Regions from separate parts of the Mus musculus genome. Here region 1 is linked to region 2. A link is a loop called in an ENCODE intact Hi-C map of the cell type or tissue named here. Cell type or tissue: gastrocnemius. All regions are shown on one strand. Each heading gives the region's core, and the rest is flanking DNA. Links, peaks and the distances in the headings are about the cores only.

What was found. A loop is a pair of places that touch in the nucleus more often than their neighbours do. Peaks named below come from ENCODE experiments on the same cell type or tissue, not always from the same donor. Only the 100,000 strongest peaks of a DNase experiment are listed, where the experiment ranks them.
Region 1: it touches region 2 in a loop (2.5-fold over the local background); 9 of 42 quality-filtered maps call a loop at or near these places.

Annotation. Positions count from the first base shown.
Region 1 is chr17:31,910,813-31,922,247 of GRCm38, forward strand. Gm30571 (a long non-coding RNA gene) reads left to right here and starts at 1,653. Exons shown (of 2, transcript XR_385538.3): 1 at 1,653-1,843; 2 at 1,923-2,991. It overlaps 2310015A16Rik (a long non-coding RNA gene), which reads right to left and starts at 1,632. Exons shown (of 3, transcript XR_876746.3): 1 at 1,542-1,632. In gastrocnemius, for the core only: a CTCF peak has its summit at 4,999; DNase peaks (open chromatin) are centred at 2,722 and 5,790; H3K4me3 peaks cover 1,443 bases; H3K27ac peaks cover 6,587 bases.
Region 2 is chr17:31,850,502-31,861,936 of GRCm38, forward strand. Sik1 (salt inducible kinase 1) reads right to left here and starts at 5,303. Exons shown (of 14, transcript NM_010831.3): 1 at 5,171-5,303; 2 at 4,393-4,563; 3 at 3,707-3,823; 4 at 1,032-1,095; 5 at 734-895; 6 at 440-564; 7 at 225-348. The coding sequence starts at 4,548. In gastrocnemius, for the core only: a CTCF peak has its summit at 5,567 (motif pointing left); DNase peaks (open chromatin) are centred at 4,601, 5,474 and 6,182; H3K4me3 peaks cover 5,604 bases; H3K27ac peaks cover 7,233 bases.

The DNA.
Region 1 (11,435 bases), core at 1,718-9,717, 61 kb after region 2:
CCACAACACTGCTAATGCTTGCAGACACTGGCACCATCACTAAGCAAGCGAGACTCTGAAACAGAGCAGACAGCCCTGGGTCAGTGACTGACTCTACCTCCCCCGTCCCTCCAGGGTCTCTCCTCCACCTTCCCTGGGGCTGAGCAGATTCCAGCCTGACTCACTCTGCCTGAACTCTCCTTTTCAATTTCCATGAGCTTCGTGGGGTTAATTCCAAAGACTCTAATTCTGACCTAACTCTACTTTCTATAACCCAAATTCAGGCATCTTTTATGAGGCTCAGTGCCTTTTTGCTAATAGATAGTTTTTGCCTTGTTGTGTGTGTGGAGGGAGTGGGGATTGTTATTGCTGTTGTATTTATTTATTTGTTTGTTTGTTTATTTGTTTATTTTAGACACTATCTTGCTTTTCAGGTCTGGAACTCACTCTGTAGCCCAGGTTGGTCTGAAACTCACAGAGATCCGCCTGCCTCTGCCTCCCAAGTGCTCGGATTAAAAGTGTGCGCCACCACACCTGGCCCTTTTAAATCTTGTACCCTGGGCACACCTGGTGTACCTCCCGAAATATACTTTCACTTAAAGTCATCCGTTCCCAGCATCTACCTAAGAGGAAGGAAAGCATGCCTGCTTAAAGAGAAGCTCAAAAATGGCCTAGAGTTGGGCGTGGCGGCCACGCCTTTAGTCCCAGCACACAGGAGGCAGAGTCAGGCAGATCCATGTGAGTTGGAGGCCAGCCTGGTCTAGTCAGTAAATCTCAGGACAGCCAGAACTGTTACACAGAGACCCTGTCTTAAAAACCAAAGATCAAAAAATAAATAAATAAATAAAAAGAAAGGAAGCAAGCAAAGGAAGGAAGGAAGGAAGGAAGGAAGGAAGGAAGCAAAGGAAAGATGCAACAGCTTCATTCACAATGACCAGAAAGCAGGAGCATCCAAGTGAGCATTGCCTGCTGAATGGAGAAACACCATTGGTTCATTCAAACAGTGGTGATACCAGTCACACAGGAATGAAGCAACGCCTCCTGTACAGGTCCGTCAAGTCCCCAGGATATACCACTCCATGGGAGGAACCATGCGTGGAGGCCACTGTCCCTGAATATCAGAGCAGGCCAGTCTAAGGAAACAACATTGGTGGTTGCCAGGGGCCCGGGCAGGAACAGGGATTAGCTGTAGCCAGTAAAGTCACTTAACAGAACCGAGGGCTGAGGAGACCGCTCCGTGAGTCAGACAATTGCCGCACAAGTATGCGGCCCTGAGTTCGGATCCCCAACATTTACAGAACCGGGCCTGGCTGCCAGAGCAGCAGGCTGAAGGTCTAGCTGCAGACCCTGTGCAAAACAATGTGGAAAAGCCATCAAGGAAGACGACACCCTCGGCATCAGCCTCTGGCTACTACATGCTGAGCTCGTGTGCGTGCATGCACGCTTGCTTACACACACACACACACACACACACACACACACACACACACACACACACGACAAGCGAGTGATTCTCCAAAACAAATTCAGGCAGAAGGGCAGGTAGGCTCTGAAGCGTTTACCTAGGCCGTGGCTGGCAGCCTGAGAACACCCTTCCCTCCGTGTCAAGTCTGTACTCAAAGAAGAAAAACTTAAACAAATAAATAAACAAAAAAAGCAGCTGAGCAGGGCAGCCGCACCCAGCATCCTGGCCGCGGCGGGAACATTCCGTCTCGGAACCCCGGTGGGTCTCTGTTTGTGCAGGCAGAGCTGTCTGACGCCATTGCCCGCAGCTGGCATCTCTGCCCTGGAGCCTCAGCGCCATGGCCCAACCCTCCCTCTGTGGGCTGGGCCTTTCAGGACTACATCTGTGAGCACTGTGCTGGTAAGCTGACAGAGGGTCAGTACCGGGCTCGGCTACACCCTTCGCTATAGTAGAGATGTCATTGTCCCCAACCCCGCAGAGTAGCAAAGACCTGAGAGAAGCCCCGACAGCATCCTGTCCACAAGGAAGATTCCTCATCTTGACTGCAGCCTGCTCTCCCTTCAATAGAGAGAGACAAGATCCCTACCTCGTGCCATGGGGCCCAGAGGAGACAAGATTAATGGATGGGTAATATGTTGGGCAACGTGCAGTGGGGCTGTTTGGCACGTCCCTTTATCTTTCTGTCGCTTGGGTGACGCCTTATACAGAACTAAGGGACACACAGCTGCCTGGGCTGGTGATTGCCTTGATTTTCACTAAATCCTTTCTACCGTGATCACTGCCGGCGAGCAGCTCTTCTGAACTCTTCCAGCATCTGGAACAGCCTGGACCGGCAGAAACACCCACAGATGTAATTAGCCCAGGAAGCTGAGCTGCGTCACCTCACACGGGTTCTGAAGCTCCGGTGTTTGCTGCCCCTTGCTCATTCCCACGCGTATTTTTAAGCCTTCCTGCCTGGCTGCCTGGCTTGAGGTATCCCTGGGGCTCAAGTGATGTGTGTTGACATTCTCCCGAAGTTACAGAAGTCCTTAATGATCCAAATTTAAAATATCATCTCCCCAGACAGATAGATTGGTGGTGATCTGCCTCTGGACTAGATTGGTTCAAATTAAATTTGACCTAAGGAGGCCTCCGGAGGGGTGCCTAGGTCAGACTTTGCAGCCTGGTGTGGCCAACTAAGCCTAGTGGCTCTATAACAAAAGCAGGCCTGGCTGCTGCTGGCCCAACCAATCACAGGCAGAGGTTGGACTCAAGCCAGCCTCAGATCTTGCTCAGGAGATCTGCACGGTCCCCATCACTGTGCCTCCATCCGGCTGGATTTCCAGGGCATGCTGCCTGACAGAACTGGGAACCTTTCTGAGGGATGCCTGGGCCAAGCGTCAGAGGAGCTGAGGACCCAGGCACACCTGCTCTCACTTTGTCTTCAGGAATTGATTTTTAACCTTCTTTCTTGGGGGGGGGGGGTTACATGTGTGTGGTTCGTGCACACACTTATGTGTTCCAGCCTATGTGTTTGAAGAGACCAGAGGAAGCCCTTGGGCATTCTACTCTGTCACTCTCTGCCTTGTTCCTTTGAGACAGGCTCTCTCACAGAACCCGGAACTAGGCCAGACAACCTCAGCAATCTCTGTGTCCGCTCCACCCCACAGCACTGGGTAACAGACGTGCGTGGCTTTTATCGTGGGTGCTGGGATCCAAACTCAGGTCCTGGTGCCTGCACAGTCAAGTGTGTGACTGGCTGAGCCTTCTCTCCATTCCTGTAACAGTGTAACATCTGGGTGGAGTTGCCTTCACCTAGACATCCCTCAAATAGCTAGTCAGCGATCCCTTTATCTTTTAACTTTATCCCTGTGAACTTTTATTATGAAATTACCTTACACAATCATAGACAAGCATATAGCAACTACCCTGTACCCAACTCCCCTGCCACCTCCAATACTGTCCAAGGACCAGCGGCACCCTGCCCCAACCCCCTGCCATACAACCCCTGACATATTTCCTCCTTTCGGTGATCACTGGGCAGAGGCATCTCAGGATGGTAATTACTTGTAGAATAATCCCAATACCATGATCAATTCCAGGAAAAGAGCTTGACACCCGCCCCCACTCCCGCCCCCCAGGTTTGTCACAGCTGTGGCTTTTGTCTGTCAGCAGTCTGGCTTCACTTGAAGGTTGGGGTCTAGGCTGTGTCCAGGGCTGCACATGGCCACCAGGTCTCCTGCATCTGTTTTTTTTTTTTTCCCCATGTGTTTGTTGAGGAAGCGTCATGCTCTCCTAGTTCCCAGATTACTCATGGCCTGTGGTACTGTTCAGCATGGTCTCTGTCTGAGTCAGGGTTTCTATTACTGCGACAAAACACCATGACCAAACAGCAGGTTGGGAAGGAAAGTGTTTACCTGGCTTATACTTTCACACTGCTGTTCATCCCTGAAGGAAGTCAGGACAGGAACTCAAGCAGGGCACGAACCTGGAGGCAGGAGCTGATGCAGGTTATGGAGGGTGCTGCTTACTGACTTGTTCCCCTCGGCTTGCTCAGCCTGCTTTCTTATAGAACCCAGGATCACCAGCCCTGGGATGGCACCACCCACAAGAAGCTGGGTCTTCCCCTGTCAGTGGTTAATTAAGAGAATGCCCTACAGCTGGATCGTATGGAGACATTTTCTCAATCGAGGCACCCTCCTTTCAGATAACTCTAGCTTGTGTCAAGTTGACATAAAACTAGCCAGCACAGTCTTCTGTCTTCTGAAAACCTATGGTTAGGGTATAGTGTCCCTTTGGTGGTCGTGTGGAGCAGGCTGGCCTTGAACTCAGAGATCCACCTACCACTGCCTCCCAAGTGCTGTGATTAAAGGCATGCGCTACCACTGCCCAGGCCCTTAGCTGACGTCCTCTGTGGAATTTCCCTCCACCATTGTTAGCCAGCACAGATGATAAATCCTCGAAGCTGCCTCTTTATCAGCTTACAGAATAGTGGCTTTGTTCCCTATCTGTCTCCAAAGACGAAGAGTTGATGAACTACATTTACAAAACCTCACTATGATGTCTGGGAGTGTGAGATGTGTGTCACTTGAGTGTGAGTGTGCCCTCAGACCTGTGTGCTGAATGCCTAGACCTCAGGTGGTGAGGTGGTGAACTCTACATATGTCAGGAGGTAAGCCAGCTGGGAAAGAAACTGATTGAGGTCTGTCTCTTGTCTCTGATGTCTTTCTGCCACATTTGTGAATACGCACCTCTGTGTGTGTGTGTGTGTGTGTTGGAGGTCTGGCCTGTGGACAGGCCCAGATGGGGAAGGACTGTGAGAATTGGCTGTGGGGACCAGCCATCAGCAAGACTGGATCCTGAAGCAGTGTGTGTGTGTGTATGGGTGTGTGTGTGTGTATGGGTATGTGTGTGGCACTTACTGGTTTGCTGTGTCATGGCTACAGGGAGCCACGTATGTCGTCATTCTGTCTCTCTCTCTGCAAAACTGTGAGAAAATGGTTTGTTGCCTAGTCTCAGAGCACTCGGAGGGACAGGTGTGTTTACCTCAGTGACTCTGCTGCCCGTGGCCACTGGGTGGCTGGTTAAAGTTTGTGCTAGGCTGCTTGCTTGGTGAGATCGGCGCAGAGGATGAAGGGATTGCTGACCGGCTATTTGAGGGATGTCCGGCGTGGGTGACTCCACCCAGATGTCGACACTTCGCCCTGACTTGCTCCAACAGGTGCTTGTAGTGGAAATATGAGGGCATGGAGTTCTTCTCGGAGCTCGGCCTTCTTAGAAAATGGGGGAGGGGTGAAGGGCACAGGCCCTTGGGGTCCATGGAGGAGGGGCAGGAAGGACAGGGAAGCACTGCACAGTCTGGGAGAGGACTTGCCTTTGGGATCCTTTAACACATTCCAGACTCAAAATGAGCACCAGGAGGCGGGGCTTGCTGGCAACACATGGCCTCACCAGGTCTGAGAGTCCTTAAGACATCAAGTAATTGACACAGTTCTGCCAAGTGAGCGTGTGATGGCCACACTCTGTACCCAGACACTTGAGCAGTACCTCCCACCCCCACCCCTGTCCCCACCACGGCCCCCAACCTGCCCACTGGGGATACAGGGCCATTATGGGGCAGGAGCACGGCCCGTGTACCAACCAGGTCCCTGTAGATCTTCATCACTTGTAAACGCTCCCTGCCCAGGACGGTCCTCTGTGGCATACAGAACACTCCTTCCACCCAAAGGGCCAAGGGCAGAGAACTGGGTTGGCAGCCTGAGTTCTCAGCTGAGTCAGGGCCCCGCTCTGGCTCTCCAGGCCCTCTTGTCTCCATGGGCTTCGGGTTCCTGCTGCATCGGTAGGAACGTTGCTGTGCTTGGAGCTGTGTCCATGCCAGCAGCTGGGCTAGAGCCCTGCCAGGCAGTATGTCCCCAGGGAGGAGGGTCAGCCGAGGCTGGAAAGCCACAAGCTGAGAAGTAGTGACGTTGTCCAGCAGCTTTGCTGTGTCCCCAGTCTTGCTGGCTGCTGAACACAGAGACACATCTACAAACACCCTAGCTACGAGGCTAGTGGCTGGAGGTGTCTCTGGCTGTACTGCCCGGTAGTCAGCCAGGACTACCGCCTCACCCCACAGAAAGCCATCAAGCACATGCATGCACTTGAATGTATACCAGCTGCGCAGTGTGCATGTGTCTCTTGCGGTCACGGCTCACCTGTATCCATGCACGTGCGACCAGCACACACCTGTTGCTGACATCTGCTCTACGCAGACACAGCAGTTGTGAAGCACAGCGGCTCAATGACACACGGGGAACCCCAGGACCAAAATCACCCCGTCGGAAGCAGGAGATGAATGGAGCGACATTTCGAGACATGGCGTACAGACACCAGCTGAATTCCTACAAATTCACATGAGCACTCTGAAAGGGAAGCTAAGAAACAATTACATAGGTGATGGTGTCAGATTGGGTAAAATCCCTTAGGAACGGGAGAGGAGGTAGATGATTTACACCCAAACTATCAAATGTTTATTAAAGGAATTAAAGATGTGCAAAGACAGCCCACGCTCATGCCTTGGAAGATTTCCAAAAGAGTTTCTTGTTATGCAGCCCAGGCTGGCCCCGAAGTTGTAATCCCCCTGCCTCAGCCTCCAAATACTGGATTACAGTACTAATTAGAAGACTTAACAATGCACAGGCATTAATGCTAGCCAAAGCAATATACAGGCTCAATGCAATTACATACTAAAAGTCCAACAACAGTGTTTAAAGGAAGAAAAGACCCATTCTTTTTTTTTTAATTTTAAAAATTCATATGAAATATAAAAAATGGACTATATATAGAATTGAATAGATATTTTCTTTTAAAAAAAGATATAACTGACCAATATGCACAAGAAAATATGGGCGGCAATGTTAATCATCAAAGAGGTGAAAAATCAACATCAGGAGAAACTACCTCACACCCGCAGGATGATTACAGAGATTCTGAAGGTCAGAAGGGCTGGTGAGCGGGCATGGAAGCCGCATTCAGTCGCTGTGCACTGGTGGGAACTGAGCATGTGCGGAAGCCGCAGTCGCTGTGCATTGGTGGGAACTGAGGGCGGAAGCCATAGTTGCTGTGCACTGGTGGGAACGCTGAGTAGCATCTACTGTGGAAAACAGATCACACTGAGCCTGTCAACTCCACTTCAAGGTCTGAACCCTAAACACATCCATACATCCAGGCTCAGGATGTATACTCACAACTGCCAAAGGTGAAAGCCACCCAAGGGGCCACCATCACATGGTAGATCCACAGAACGGCACTAATCAGCCTTAAAACCAGAACAAAGTTCCGTTTTTAAGTATCCATGCGGCAATAAAGATGGATGCTAAAGACACTGTGCTAAGCGAAACAAGCCGGTCCGGCCTGCTAGAACCTACTTCCGAGTGGGGAAAAGCTGTAGAATGGGGATGGAAAGCAGGAAGCAGGGGCTGGGGCTGGGGAGCAGCTGGTCAATGGGGACAATGTCTCAGTTTGGGAAGGTGACAGAGTTGTGGCGGTGGATGGTGACGGAGTCTGCGCAGTGTGTACAGCATAAGCTGTTCATAATTGTAAAGATGGTGCATTTTGATGTCATGTCACTTTACCAGAGGTCGTACAAGCTAAAGAAGTCTGGTTGTTGGGAGAGGTGAGGCCCAACCGAGAGTGCAATGCAGGGCTGTGGCGTATGTAGTGGCGGGGTGTGGGTACCAGCAAGTTTGAGCATAGGGGCCAGCATCTGTCTAGCATGCCCTCCCTCAGAGCGCATGACCTGTAACTCGCCCGAGGGGCTGCTAGGAATGTAAAAAGCATTTCCTTAGCCAGGCTTCTCCAGCAGTGGAGACACTTCTTGAGTTCCTGACTCATAGGTACTTCTGAGGCCTGTGAGACCTCAGTCCTAGCATCAATGAAGTGTGAAAAGTCACCCAAGCAGGGGCTGCCAGGAATGGTGGAACCTTCTAGAATATTGAGTGGACAGCTCGAGCTCAGCCTGCCTCCTCCACACACCATCGGCTCCCAGACACCAGAACAGGGCCTAGTGGAAGCTCATCTCAAAACTCCCTGGGTGAGGACTTTAGTGGACTCTCCAGGAGCAGCTGGGATCCCCACTATCGGCGCTCTGTGGTCTGAGACACCACTGCTGGGAAATGACCACGGAGCAGTGAGTTCGACACTTCTGTGCCAGGTTAAAATCTTCTGTCACCACAGGTTTCCTGCTTTTAGGTACATTGTGCTCTGAGGTTTGGATGATGACACTCTGCTAGATGCACACGGATACCAGGGGCAAAATGACCGTAAGTACGAAGACACCGATCCTAAAATTGATGCAGTTTAAGGATATCGATGAGGGTCACAGAGGAGTCCTCTACAGTCTTCACAGGGCTGGAGAAGAGACTGGGAGAAGGTGGGGTCTGGGGTACTGGTCACCTTAGGCTGCTTTTCCTGGTCAGGACTCAAGCAGAGGAAACTTCTCTGCCAAGAGGGGGACACTGACTTGCTGGGGAGAGATGTGGCTGTCAGCAGCCTGATTACACAGGTAAGACAGCAGCCTGGTTCCGGCTTGCTGAGGTAGAAGTGGAGCGTGTGATTCTGTTTTCAGTTTTTAGCCTGGTCTGCTAACGCCCCAACCAGGGGTCTGGAACAAACCCTGCCTTCCTGGAGCCTTTATCTGACATAGGCATAGCCTTCTGGGATTAGGCTTAGATCCATGACAGCCCTATCACACTCTCCCTCGGAAGGGGTCTTCGTTGTTTACTGGGTTTGCCCAATCCCTCCTCTGATGGTCATGTTTCTTTAGAATGCAAACACTTTCTACCAAGAGGGACGTGACCAGAAGGCCTCTGGACTAGAACACAAAGTGGGTGTCCTCTGAGTCAGGGCGGGTGTCAGGGAACAAGCCTAGTGTTCAATCCTGCAGCTGGGGGGGGGGGGGGGGGAAAGACTAAAGCCCTTCCTGAGAGCCAGGAAAACACTTGGGACAAGTGTCCAAAGCCTGCCAGGGTGGTGTGAGTTCTGAAGTCTGTCCTTGGCACCCGCGTGCTCCGAATGACCACAGAGCTTGAGAACAGCACTCATCGAGGCCAGGTGGGGCAGAGGAGGCAAGGTGTGTATGTACTCAGGAGCTGCTGACAGAAAGCCACAGACCCGCTGATGCAGGGCCAGCCTGAGAAGTGACTGTGTGGACCTCCTCCTTAACTATCGAACCACAGGAATGTTCTGGTGGCCAGGGGCACTGGCAGAATTATCCCCTCCCCTGACTCTCAACAGGTTCCCCGCAGGCCTAGCCTGGTACGGGTCTTCAGCAGCCCAAGGATCTTTCCAAAAGCAGGAGGGAGTGTCTCAGGCACCTTCCCTGCCCTTCTAGTTCTCTAAGGGCTCTAGAGACAGGGATGCATCCTACGGTCTCAGACAAAGTGAGTTCTTTCCCCAAATGGGCAGTAAGTGACCCAGGAAGCTGAGCGGGACTGGAAATGTGTCTCTATGTATCAGAGATGGGGGTGGGGTGGGGGTGGGGGTTGAGCTCCTCCACAATAGCTTTCCAAACTTCTCGAGATAAAATAAAACTAAAGAGGAAGGCAAGTTGGGGGTAAGGAATAAGTACGCTTAGGGGGACCCTAGAAGATAAGTCAGCTGCGGTAAACGTTCTGTGGGGTGATTAGGCGGAGCCATCCAATTCCAACTTTTCTACAAACCTGCGAGGGTACACCAGCACCTCCATATGCAACCAGGGAGAGAGAGACACACAGGGCTCTCCAAAGGGAGCAACAGAGTACTGGGATGCCAAGGGGCCAGGACGCCCCCGAGGAAACAAATCTAAGCTCTCAGACACACATCTGCCCATTCCCCACTAAGTAACCTAGATCTAGAGTCCCATAGAAGTCTCAGCCAGCCATGTTATCTGCCGTCCATAGTGGGGAGGGCCTCCTGGGCTTCCTCTTTACTCGGTGACATGCTGGTGATCACTGTGGCTGTCCCTGGCACTAGATCAGAGCTTCTTCAAGGCCAAGCTGGATCACCTCCCCAGCTCGTTAGCTCACATTCTTCACCCTCCCCTTAAAGTCCCCAGACCCAGGTCCCTTCAAAGAGCAGGAAATTCTTAGCCTAAGGCGTGGCTTCCCTGCTGTTTCCAAAGCCTGATGGCAGGCCTGACACTTGGAAGGCACAGCCAGCTCACTCCTATGGTCTGCATGCAGCCAGACAGCAGCGAACGTTCTGCTAAAGTGGTCAGATGGCTGCTCCTGACCTGGGGGGGGGGGCTGTGTAGCTGTCAAGTAATTGCAGCTACACATGACAACTCAGGGGATGCTGGGCTGGGATCTGTAAAGGCTTTCCGGTGGCAACCGGCCCCAGGACCGTCTACCTGTATGTAGCCTCCAGGATGTGCACCAGCTGATCTGTCTGCCATGCTAGCCTGAGGACTTCACACCTGCTCTCTGCAGATGGCAGACTGTCTGGCTGATATTTCCACCAGGCAAAGCCCCTAGACCTCTGTGCCACCCAGAAGGTGCCCTCAGAGATGCCCTTGCCACTGAATTGAACTCATCTCTCCTCACGGCAGGCCTTCTCCCTGAAGGGAAGAGCCCCAGAAGGGAAGAAAAGACCTTAGACACACGGTAGCGGAGTGGCAGCCAATCCTGGGCTCTGCTCATGTTTGACTGGATGAAGAGCCCTTCCACCTGTCATGTAACTCTCTCTACTGGCTGAGTAGCCTCACTCCTTTAAGACCTCCTAGTCCCAGGGAAGGAAGGGGGGAGGAGAGGAGGAAGGCTGTGGAGAGGGACTGTCCACACATCTTTATGAAATGTTTTGCCATGTTTACATGGAGCGGATTCTCATATGCATCAGGACCACCCAAACCTATGACATCACATAGGTGACAGAGTGACCTGCAGACCTGTTGCAAAGGCGACAGGCACCATATTCCCAGAATCCACTTGGCTCACCTCCCACCTTTACCTGAGTTATGTCATTTTCCATATAAATAAAGGAGAACGTCTCTTTTTCCTCTCCCCCTCCCCTCCCATCCCCTCCCCTTCTCTCCCCTCTCCTTTCCTCTCCTCTCCCTCTTTTCTTTCTGCCACCACTTTGTCTCTCCCTCCCAATAAAACCTCTTCCATGTGGAGCTGTCTTGGCCTAGTGTGCTGTTGAGAGTTGACCCGCCATTCTAAGACATCATATGCCATATCTCCAGAAGCAGGAAGCCAAGGCCTCTGTGTACTTGCAGAAAGAGGCGCTGTTCTTTCCGGTGAAGCCCTCAGGGGTAGGCGGCTTCCCTAGATCCTCCTCTGAGGGGGCCTTAGGCTGCTCCATCCTCCAGTGTGGACTACTGAGTCAAGCATATATGCTCTCTTGAGACCTGCTAGAGACTCCAGAAGGGAACTACCCCTCCTGAAAATAGCCACCATTCCTGAACAAGCTAGCTACTTGTGCACACGCATGGGGGCAAGGCCTCAGAAGGCCTTGGAGATGCCAATTGAGCTGGCCCACAGCCCTGGGGTTCTCCATC
Region 2 (11,435 bases), core at 1,058-9,057:
AGGCAGGCTTATAGGAAGGAGACGGACTGCAGGGAGAGGTTCCTGTCTGAGTTGTAAGTAGGCCACTGGAAAGCACCTGTGGCTTGGGTTTCTGTTGCCGCCTGATCACCCAGTCCCAACTCGACTGCAGATTTGCTAAACAGCTGAGCAGGCACTGCCAAGACCCACCCACCACCTCTTGCCTAAAGCCACCGCCAGGCTTACCCAAGGCTCCTCGCACCCACCTTGAGACATGAAGAAGGGGATGCGGAAGCGGCCCTCCAGTACCCGCTGTCTCAGCGTAGGCAGGTTGGGCCCGTCGAAGGGGAGGGAGCCACAGACCAGGACGTACAGCACCACACCGAGGCTCTGTGAATGACCAGACAGCTCAGGTTGGGACCCTGCTTGCCAGCTCCGGGGACTGTGCTGGCAGGCAGCAGGGTCCACAAAGGGCTCCTACCCAGACGTCCAGCTGGGGACCCTCGTACTCCTTCCCCTCGAAGACTTCAGGGGCTGCATACGGGGGGCTCCCACACCACGTGGACAGAGGCTCGCCTGGCTTGTAGAAATTCCCAAATCCAAAATCTGTGAGGCAAAGGGAGAGAGGCACCCGCATCAGCTTGGGACGCGCACGCACTCGCGTCCCCACAGGGCCACCCCTCGCCCGCCAGGCGCTGGCATCAGTTTGGGACTCGTATGCACTCGAGTCCCCACAGGGCCACCCCTCGCCCGCCCGCCGGGCACACACTCTTGCCTGCTAGCTTGATATCCATGTTGCTGTCCAGGAGCAGGTTCTCCGTCTTGAGGTCCCGGTGGACAATGTGGTGGTTGTGGCAGTACTCCACGGCTGACAGAATCTGCCAGAACTTCTGCCTAGCCTCGTTTTCACTCAAGTGCCCGTTGGAAGTCAGATAATCTGAGGGAAACAACAAAACAGTCACACCAGAAGACACCGAGCCGGGGTGGGGGTGGGGGTGGGGGGGTCCTGGGGGGGGGAGGCATACAAGAGAAGGCGGGCTTCACCTAAATTAGCTATGACGAATTCAACTCACCAAACATTTCTCCATTTTTTGCAAATTCTGTGACAATGTAGAGCATATCCTTTGTCTCCATAACCTGAAATAACAAAAAGGAAAAACTTAAGTGGTAGAGAAAGGCGCACAAAGAAGCCGTGATAGTCGCACTTGAATCCCAAACAACCTTTGACCTCTCTCCAAGAAACAGCCTCCATCGTTTAAGGAAGGAGAGAGGGAAGGGGAAAAAAAATCCCACAACCCAGAGAAGCAACTTTAAACACCTTGGGAGAAGCCCCTCTGGCCCACCATCCTCACAACCCCTCCTCTTAAAGGGGACAGAGCCACTAACAAGACTGCACAGGGCAAGCACTTGGCGTGCCTGCCTCCTGGGAGCTCAGGGGGCCATGAGTGCTAGAATCCTGGGAAGGTCCTTTTAGAAGCCCCATGGACAAAAACCATAGCAGACTGAGTGATCAATACAAGTACCCCACCCCCACTCCCTCTACTGACAAGACATTAGGCCTTAAGAACACCTTAAGAGCAAGACATTAAAGCCTTGCCAGGTAAGCTACAGGGGATTGCTCTTTGTACAGTGCAGCGCCTGGCATGTGTCAACAGAAATGGTCAATGTCAACATACACCTTCAGAGTTCATTTATTGATCGGCAACTTTGTTACTTTAAAAAAAAAATTAAACCATAACTAAGCAACAAAGATTCAGGGTTTTGGGTTTTTTTTTTTTTTTTTTTTTGGTTCTGAAACAAATCAAAATTACACTTATGCATACGCATAGGTTAAATATTCCAGGGGAGCCAGGTATGGTGGCATACACCAGTAATCCCAGCACTCTGGAGGCAGAGGCAAAATTACCGGAAGTTCAAGGCCAGCCTGGTCTACATAGCAAGTCCTAGCCCAGTCAGTCTACGTAGTGAAACTGTCCCAATACAACAAATAAAGGAAGAAAACATCTCAGGGAGAGAAAGAGACTGTATTGCAATAGAAAGAAAGATTTCTTTGGGTTTAAGACATGCTGTTATTCCTTTAGAAGATACTTTAAAGACGCTTTTTGAGTCATAAATTTTACTAAGAAATGTGTTATTAAAAACCGTAGCAATTCAGCTAAAATTTCAGCCATTGTCCCCCTCCCCACAGTGCAGCAGAAGACCTCTGCTTAGGCCTTTTCTACACAGAAGAAAGGGAGAAGGAAAACAAACTTAGCGTCTATATCTTTTAACGTTTCAAGACCCAAAATAAACCAACTGTGTTGATATACATCTGTCATCAGAGACTACAGCAGGAGACTGCCCCAAGTCTAAGGCCATCAGGACACAGAGAGCACCAGGGCCAGCTAGAGCAGCTAGCTACATTGCAAGACCCTATCTCAACAGCCGCAACCAGACAAACACTCCCCACCCCCACCCAAAGGAGAGAACGGGATGCCTCAGCAGGACTCTGGGGTCAGAGGTCAGGTGAATGAATGCTAGACACCAGTATCAAGACCAGAGTACCAGTTGGCTTCAGCAGCCCACTCAATCGTGAAAGCTGAGTCACTGAAGACAGGAGCTAAAATATCCACTCTGACATCCATCGCCCGGGTAACATTTCCTCAGTGGTAAGAGCCTACCTAACCCGGTGGGCAAGTGGAAGGCAGGAAGAGGGTGCTAAGACAGCATAGACTGGCGTCCACAAACAGACAGGAGCATAGGAGTCTACCCTTCCCAGCCCCCTCTCTCAAGCACTGGCCCCGGAGGAAACCTGTCTTCGAGTACAACTTAGAGATGAAGATTGAAATAATGGACAACCCCTGAGTGCACAGCCCTAGGCTCTGTGCTTAAGAGATTCCGAGGGAGCCGTCACCACAGGCCAAACACAAACTCCGGAGACTTGTCTGCCTTTGTTCTGAGAAGGACTGGCCAGGGTAATTTTAAATTACAGTTCTTTCCCCTCCTGAACCATAAACACAGCTTTTCCAACTGTCCCTTGGAGTCACCTCAGGCTCATGAGGATCCTGAGAGTCACTGACAGGACTTACACACCAACACAAGCAGATACAACAATAACAACACCACGAGGGCTGGCTCCTCTATACATTGAGCTATTTCACGGCAGCAGAAGTGGCCAGTTATCACAAGGCAGATTGAGGAAGACCGTCAGGAAACAAAAGACAGAAACGGGTGCGGCATGTCCTCAGCCCAGCTTAAATGGCAAGTTCATAGGGCTGAAGTATCTCCCTTGCTTCCCCCAGCACTCCGGGCTACACTCGGGAGACGAGGGCTACTGCACCCCAAGACACTTTAAGGAGACCTGGGAAAGAACAGCTGCTTTTTAAACGTTTAGCAATCCTCTGCAAAGGCGGAAGTTTCCAGTTTCGCTCAAGTTTGTCCTTCACTCAAGCCTGACCGTACATACATATGGCTATCCTCACAGTGACAGGACTTCAACAACGGACTTCAACATGTGCAAAACTGGAACACATTACAATACTAGATAAAATTGGAACGAGGCAAAAATCAAGTAGAACCCAGAGCAAGAGACTAACAGTCAATAAAGCTGCAGAGCCCAGTGAAGGTCAACCTAGTTACTTTGTACTCTGTGTTCAGTTCCCACACAGCCTTAGAAACGCTGACTACCTTCAGGGACCCAAGAAGGCTCAGGGTGTGACATGTGGAAGGATGGATGTGCTCACGGTGCGGCGAGGGTCCTTCGGCTCACCTGATAAAGCTTGATGATATTTGGGTGGTTCAAAAGTTTCATGAGCTGGACCTCCCGGTAGATCTTCTCCAGATTGCTAGAATCTAACCGTGTCTTGTCAATTATTTTTATTGCAACCTACAGATTTTAAAAAGAAAAAAAGGGGGGGAAAAACTTCAAGTAACCTCATTACTTCATTTGTACTTTTTTTTTGGACAAATGAATTTCTCAAACATTTGATGTCTTCAAGAGGTCACAAGAAGTTGGGGGAAAAAATTAAAAGAAGCCACTAACATTTTTTAAAGGGATAGAAGTTAAATTAAAGCCTCTGTATTTTTCAGCTAGCTTTATTACAAGGAGCTGCTCACTTCTGTTGTGTTCCCCCCTCTCTATTTCTCTCTCTCTCTCCCTCTCTCTCTCTCTCTCTCTCTCTCTCTCTCTCTCTCTCTCTCTCTCTCTCTCTCTCTCTCTCGGAAGGGGGCGGTTGCTGGTCATTATTATCTTTGCTCTTCCCTAGTAATTGTACAAATTATGTAGAAGCATAATACAAAGCTTTTTTCCCCCTTTACCAGACTAAACAATGTCATCGTTTACAATTGTGACAATCAACTCCACAGGACTGAATCAGCACAGGGGGCCACCCCCTGGCTGGATCCACCCCCTGGTTTAGTCCCCCCCCCACACACACACACAACACGCGCGCGCACCTGCGTTTTGGTGACTCGGTGCCGCGCCAGCTTAACCACTGCAAAATTGCCTTTGCCCAGGGTCCGTTCCACGTCGTAAAAGCCCACCCGGAGGGGCTTCTGCTGGCCCTGGCCAGTGCCTGAGGGGACCGCACTGAACTCCGACATGATCACCATGGCTTCGGGCCGCACCTGCGGGTCAGCGAGGAGTGCGCTCAGCACCGACCGACTCCGGCTCGGTCCCGATCCCATTCCCCGCCAAACCCGGCCACTGAAACTGTGTCCGCCAGGCCACCACGCGTGCGTCCTCAACCCTCTGTTCCTCCAGCCCCAGGCTCCTAGTGTGGCCCCGACCCAGGTTCGCAGCTCACACCCCCACTCGCTCATTCCTTGATACAGTATCTCCTCGGCTAAAGTCCCCACGCACACACTCCTCTATCCCGAACCCCCAGCCTGCGCCCCCACGCGCGCGCCCCCTCGATCCCAGGTTCCCTCAGTGCGAGCCCCCACGCACGCGCCCCCCGACCTCCGGTCCCGGCCGGGCGCGCGCGCCAGCAGTCCACCCGCAGTCGACCCCAAGCCAGCTCCTGGACACCCTACGGTCCCGGGTTTTCACCGCGCTCCCGTCCACCAGTGCCAACGCTCGGCTCCTCAGGACAGGCTCCACAACCGGGCGCTCGCAGACCCGCCTCCGGGCGCCGACCCGCAACAATAGGGAGCCCGCCGGGCTGGAGTCCTGCCCGCGACCCCAGGCGCGCACCTGCGGGTTTCGGAGACCCGAACCCGCGCCATTGCTCACCTCCGCCGCCCTCCGTGAGCCCGACCCGGGATGCCACCCGCTCGGCTGCTAGCTCTGCTCCGGTGCCCGCCGTTCGCGCCGCCGCCGCCAACGCTGCCGCCACCGCCCGGGCCTCGCCGCATGTCAGCGCCCCGCCGCCGCCGGCCGCACGCGGCAACGCCCCGCCCCGCCCCGGCCCCGCCCCGCACAAGCCCCGCCTCGCCCCGCCCCCCGCGGCAGGCACAGCCCATTGACGTCGTTTTGACGCCAGAGCGACGCGCGGCCCGGTGCCTGCCGAGGGGGAGCGGAGATCGGGCGGTTGCCAAGAGACTGGAGGCTCTGACGCGCGCGCTGGTGAGGCCGTCGCCATGGCGACCGCGGGCGGTGACGTCAGGGGCCCGGCTCAGCAACCGCCCGAGACTGCTGGCGCCCCCTGCCGGGCATGGGCGACACTGCTGTAGCCCACCCCCCCACCCCACCCCCGCCCCCGACTAGGAGACCGAGCCTGCTTTAGGACCACTTCCAGGGGCTTCATGGTGGGTACGGTGCCCTTTGGGTGCTCAGTGCTCGCTTCGGACTCAGCAGGGTGGAATAGAGCTGCGGGATTTTCGGCGTGGGACTCTGGGGCTGATGGCCCTAGACTGATCAGTCTGCTATGCTGGGCACTCGATGTGCCGCCAGCAGTGGCTGCCCCTTGACCCTCACTTCATCCCTGAGAGGGCCGGCCAGCTGCAAGAATGCCTGGCTCTAGGAAAGTGTTGGTTAGTTGAACGCCACTTACTTTTGTTATAGAAAGAGAGAGGGGGGGGGGGAGGAGAGAGGAGAGAGAGAAAACCTCTAAATATTCAGCAAGTTGGAAAGTTAAAGCAGGAAAACGCGACTCATTTTCCCAAAGCCTCCTGCTTCAAGGGCCGCCTGGTCCAGCAGTGGTGTCCTGGGACAGCTGAATAGGACGCGTGCTTTAGACACGGGCTGCAAAAGGACCCAGCCACTACTCAGGGCTGATAGGTGGGGCCCTTGGAGGACTGGGCACTTTGCCCATTTTCTTGCTGTCTGCCAATTGGCCCACCCTGTCTGTCCCCAAGCTGCTTCCAGACAACAGATAGGACACAGGGCGGCTGGGACCTTGGAACTGACCCTGAGAGTGCCTGCCGGAAGCAGGGCCCATTAAAGGGGAGACGGAGTGTGGAGAGAGTGGAAATGGCATGTGTGTGACTCCTTCTGTTTGTGTTCCCTCACACCTCATCAGAAAGTAAGATGTGTTCTTAAGGGCAGACGAGAAAGGGGACAGACGATTCTCCAAAGGCTAGGAAGGTGGCGGTTTGGAGCTAAACTTCTGTGTCTCTCTTCCTCGTGGCTTCCTGTGTGAGAGAAAAACTAGCACCGGGTGGATTGATTAATCACAATTGATTCAGAATTCATCAGAATTCATTCCTCAACGGAGGAAGACTTCCTGGGTAGAGGCGGGTGGTAGGCTGGCCTGAGATAGGGCTCGCAGGGGCCAGCCATGTACTACTGCTACTGTACATTACTCCCACAAGGATCGTACCAGTTGCAGCCCTGCCTTTCCCGGTCCGTGTGTTTTGAAGGACATTCAAGGACAGTAGCCATCTCAGGGCCCCTTAGTCTTCCAACATGCTCCCCCTGGTTTGTCCCAGGTTCATAAATCAAGGTTTGGGGCAGTTATTTAGTCTCTCCTATCTGAACAGCTTACTGCTGTTCCCCTCACCCCTGGGCGTCCTAACATCTCTCCCTGTTCCCAGGAGAGCTGCACAGAGGGTAGGAAACCCCTTGTTCTTACCTCATGGGCCCCCATCCTTTCCCAGCCTGTCCACCCACTGGCCTCGGTCTAGCCAGAGCCTTCCCAAAAGGTCTGAGGTGTTCTTCGCAAGCATGTCATCAGTGTGAGGTTCCAAAGGACAAATGGCTGAGGTGCCTATTAACCTGTCAGGGCTGACACTTGCGTTAGTATGTCTCAGCATCTAAAGTGCCTGGCTCCTCTCAGCCGCCTTATTCTTATGTAAGCTAACCATTTTGGCCATGGACTGACTCTCTTGGTTCTTCTTTGGTCTCTTTCTCTCTCTTCCCCTGCCCCCTCTCGGTCTTTGTCATCTTGGTCTTCTTTGTCTCCCTCTCTCTTCTTTATCCTCTTGCTCCCCATTTGTCTCTCTCCTCTCATGGTCCAGTCTATTGTTCTGACCATGTTCCATCTGGACCCTTCCAGAGGCCTCTGGTGGTTCTCTCCCTCATGACTACAATAAAAACAAAAACAAAAAAATTCCCCTCAACCATACCTCAGTCATGTCCTCAAGGCAACACAAAAAGCTTGGGGCCCAGACCTAGTGGAGGATGCTGTCCGGAGGCAAACCCGGATCCAGGCAAGTGTCTGGCCCCTCCTGAGCATCTGCTTCCAATAGCTGTCCTGTGCCAGCAGTGACCATATCTGTTCCTCCCAGATCCTAGAGGAGGAGCTTGCTGTGTCCATAGAGGCAGAGAGTGGGGCTGGTACCTGGCACTCTCTTGAAATCCTGTCTTCCCCAAGTGGTTCTGTGTCATTGATCCCTGGAAACTATTTCTTCCAGCACCTTGTTTTTTGTTGTGTTCTGTGGTAATGTTTTGGCACTTGAGGAGGAAGAGAGCACCAGGCATGCGCTGCTTTTGGAGACATGAGCAAATGACTCAGGGATTCCTCACCTAGATCAGGGGAGGGGCACTAGATTGTGCCAGTGAGGTGACTTGGTGACACAGTACTCTGACTGGCAAATGAGAACCACTCTGTTTCCCATCACACCTGTCCTGGGAGTGTGATGGTCCTGGAGGCTGGTTTTCTTGCTTGGACCATGAAGTTGGAAGTCCTATCTGCTGGGCCGGAGCTCTTCAGCTGTACATGACTATGCAGGCCATGCCACGGCCCTACCTTCCCGACCTAAATCGACACGCACAGAGCCTGGAGTTCTACACCAGCTCCGAGAAATGGGCCTGCTACCCTGAGCTGTGAGGACCTTGGTGTTCCTCTGAGGAGAAGGGTGGCTTCCTGTATCATTGAGAGTTGAACAAGACACCCTTCTTTCTTGGCCCACTCCACTTAGTACCAAAGGGCCCCTTCCCCTTCTGGCTGAGTCTCTCTTGGTTTCATGTTTTGCACAGCTTCTGCCTGGTGGCTCCTGAGGCAGTCAGGAAAAGTGGGCTGCCCCAGCCTGGTCACTTACCTTGTTCTATTTGGGTCCACCTTACTTCTGAACTGTGACAAGCTGCTGTGTGCTGAGGCAGAGTCACAGCCCAGGTTTAGAATGACAGCAGAAAGGAGGCCTAAGACTGAGGAATCCCCAGTCATGGGCCAGGAGCTTAGTGAGCAAGTCTACCCAAAGGCTGCCTAGCCTTGCCCTTGATAGCATCCCACCTACCCAGAGGCACCTGCCCTAGAATGCCGCTGTTGTTAGAGTATGCCTGGGCAGGGACATCCGCCTCCCAGGACAGTGACCAGATCAGCCAGCAGGAACCACTTATCAGAGCAACAAATCAACAAAACAAGCCAGGCCCCTAGGCTCCCAGCTGAGAGAAGTGGGAATTCTGGAGACATGGGACGGGACACAAATGGGAGGTGTCTGGGTTCTGGAGAGGTGGCCCAAGACAAAACAGATGGAGAAGCACCTGTGCACATACCAGTCGATATGTGTTTACCTATGGCCAGCTAGCCCTGGTTACAGAGCACCAGGCTTCCTGTTTGTAATGGGAAAAGTATTCGTTAATTAAGATTTCAGCTTTTGGGTCTTTTAAGTTTTATTTCTCTCTCTTTTTTTTTTACATTAGCACATAGAGTAATAGGCTTCACCATAAGAGTTTTATACACCAGCTTGTTTATTCTCTCTCCTCTCCTTCTCCCCTTCCCCCTTCCCTCCACATGGCTTTTTTCCTCTTTCAAATCTCAGTATTGGCTTACAGTCGTCTCCCCACCCCCAACCTTCCCAGAAGACACCACTTCCTCTCTCTAGTTTGAATACCTGTGTGTGTGTGTGTGTGTGTGTGTGTGTGTGTGTGTATTCACATATAGAAATTAAAATCTAGGCTGCATCCATGAGAGAATGTGTGGTATTTGGTATTTGTCTTTCTGGGCACGAACACCTAAGATAGCACTCAGTTCTATCCATTTTGCTGCAAATGTCATGGATTCATCTTCCTTTGCAGCCGAATGAAATCCCTTTGGGTGCATGGAGCACATTTTCCTGTTCATCCACCCAATGGTGGCTAGCCAGGCTGATTCCACGTTACCTGTCGTGAACAGTGTAGCTAGAAACATGGATATACAAAAAACATCTGCGTTATACTAGCTTGGGTTGGTAAGGCTGGGTCATAGCGTAGTTCTACATTTAGGGTTTTTGTTTCTTTTGGTTTTGGCTTGTTTGTTTGTTTGTTTGTTTGTTTGTTTTAGAACTCTCCTTTGCTGGTTAGTTTTTGCCAGCCAGCTGGGAAGAGAGAACCTTAACTGAGAAGGTACTTACATCAAATTACCTTTGGCATTTTCTTGATTGACAACTGATGTGGAAGGAACCAGACTACTTTGGGTGGTACCACCCCTAGGCAGGAAGTCCTAGGTGGTATATCGAAGCCGGAGGAGTCTCCATGGCCTCTGCTTAAGTTTCTGCCCTGTCCTCCCTTCATCATGGACTGTGAACTGTAAAGCTAAAATAAACCCCCTCCCCAGCGTGCTTTTGGTCGCGGTGTTTATGACAGCAGTGGAAAGCACCTCCATACGAAACTTCACAGTGACTACACGGTCTTGTAGTACCGCCCTGCAATACACAAAGGTTGGAAGCTTAATTTTTAATTTTTTTTTCCTTTGGGAACTCAGGGCCCTTACATGTTCTAGGCAAGTGCTCTTCCACCGAGCTACCTTGCCAGTCGTCATGAGGAATCATGGGCACTTGCAGCAACATGCCTTACTCAATGGTCCGAACCTGAGGACCATGAGGCCTTTGAATGCCTGTGTGGCCAACCTGTGCTACAAACTTGTGAGGTTGCCGGAGATGGATGGGGTCAGTGTCTATAGGATCAGCAAGGGCCAAAAAGGACCATCAGAACCTAGTCAGTCGGGGGCCTTGTTTAGGAATGCCTCCTTGGGACTGCTCATCTGCCCTGGGGAGACATGTCTGAAGTCCCCCGTGCCTCCTCCAGGATGAATAGACCTATGTTCATGAATGTCAGCTCTTTGCTGTTCAATCAGAGGAAGCGGGCACCTGGGGAATGTCAGTTTGTTTTCTGATACTGTGACAAAATGCCCGAGCCCAGAGAGCTGCTTTGCGGTGGCCTTCTTTGGTCGCTGAGGCTGCTTTATGGTTTATCGAGCTGATGATCCTGAAGTCTGGAATGTCCAAGAGCAGGATGCTGGCTTCCCTCCAGAGCCTTCTTCCTGCATCATAAGGTTGTCATAACTTGATGCAGGCAGCAGGTGCGCCAGCTCAGGCCCCTGTACCTTCCTCTTCCTATAAAGCCACTAAAGGCCCTAGGGAGCCCTTCCTTTGTGAACGCATGTATCCCAACTACCTCCCCAAAGCCCCAGCTCCACAGACCATCAACATAGAAATTTGGGGACTAAAGCGACAGCAGGTGAACTTTGAGTCTCCCAGCTCAGACCCTGGGAGTGGGGTGAGGGTGGGAAAGGCAACTACAAGGAGGACACCTTCAGCAAGCACAGAGATGAACAACGTTCTGACTGTCCACATGGCAGAGTCTGGGAAGCTCTGTCTGGAACAGATATGGAGAGAGAGCAGCCCCAGGGCCCCAGCATGACCCGGAGCCGGCCTTATGCTTTACCACTGGGCTCTCTGCAGGGCTGCACAGGGCGCTGTGACTCCCATGACAGATGTTTAGTGGTGACTCCCATCCTCTCGGGCCCACCAGCTTTGCACACAGCAGACTGCTGGGTTTGTTGGTTTGTTTTCTTTAGTCCAGACAGAAACCATATATACAAGTTTCTACAATCCGTATGAGCCGTGCTAGGTGCTAAGGGTGTGAATGTGAGCAAGCATGCCCCAGACTGCCAAGAAATGGTGACACACAGGGTGACACCCTGCCAAGGTCAAGGTGAGAAGGGACAGGTCAACCCGAGTATTATTTGCACCAAGAAGTCCGCTATCAGATGGCCCCCAAAGGCTCATGAGTTAGCAGCTGTGGCGGCACTGTTAGATGCTGGAAACCCTGGGGTTGGATGTCACCCGCACCATCTTTCCAGGGCATTGGTTCTCAAAAGACAGACAACTGAGGGGCTGGAGAGATGGCTCAGTGGTTA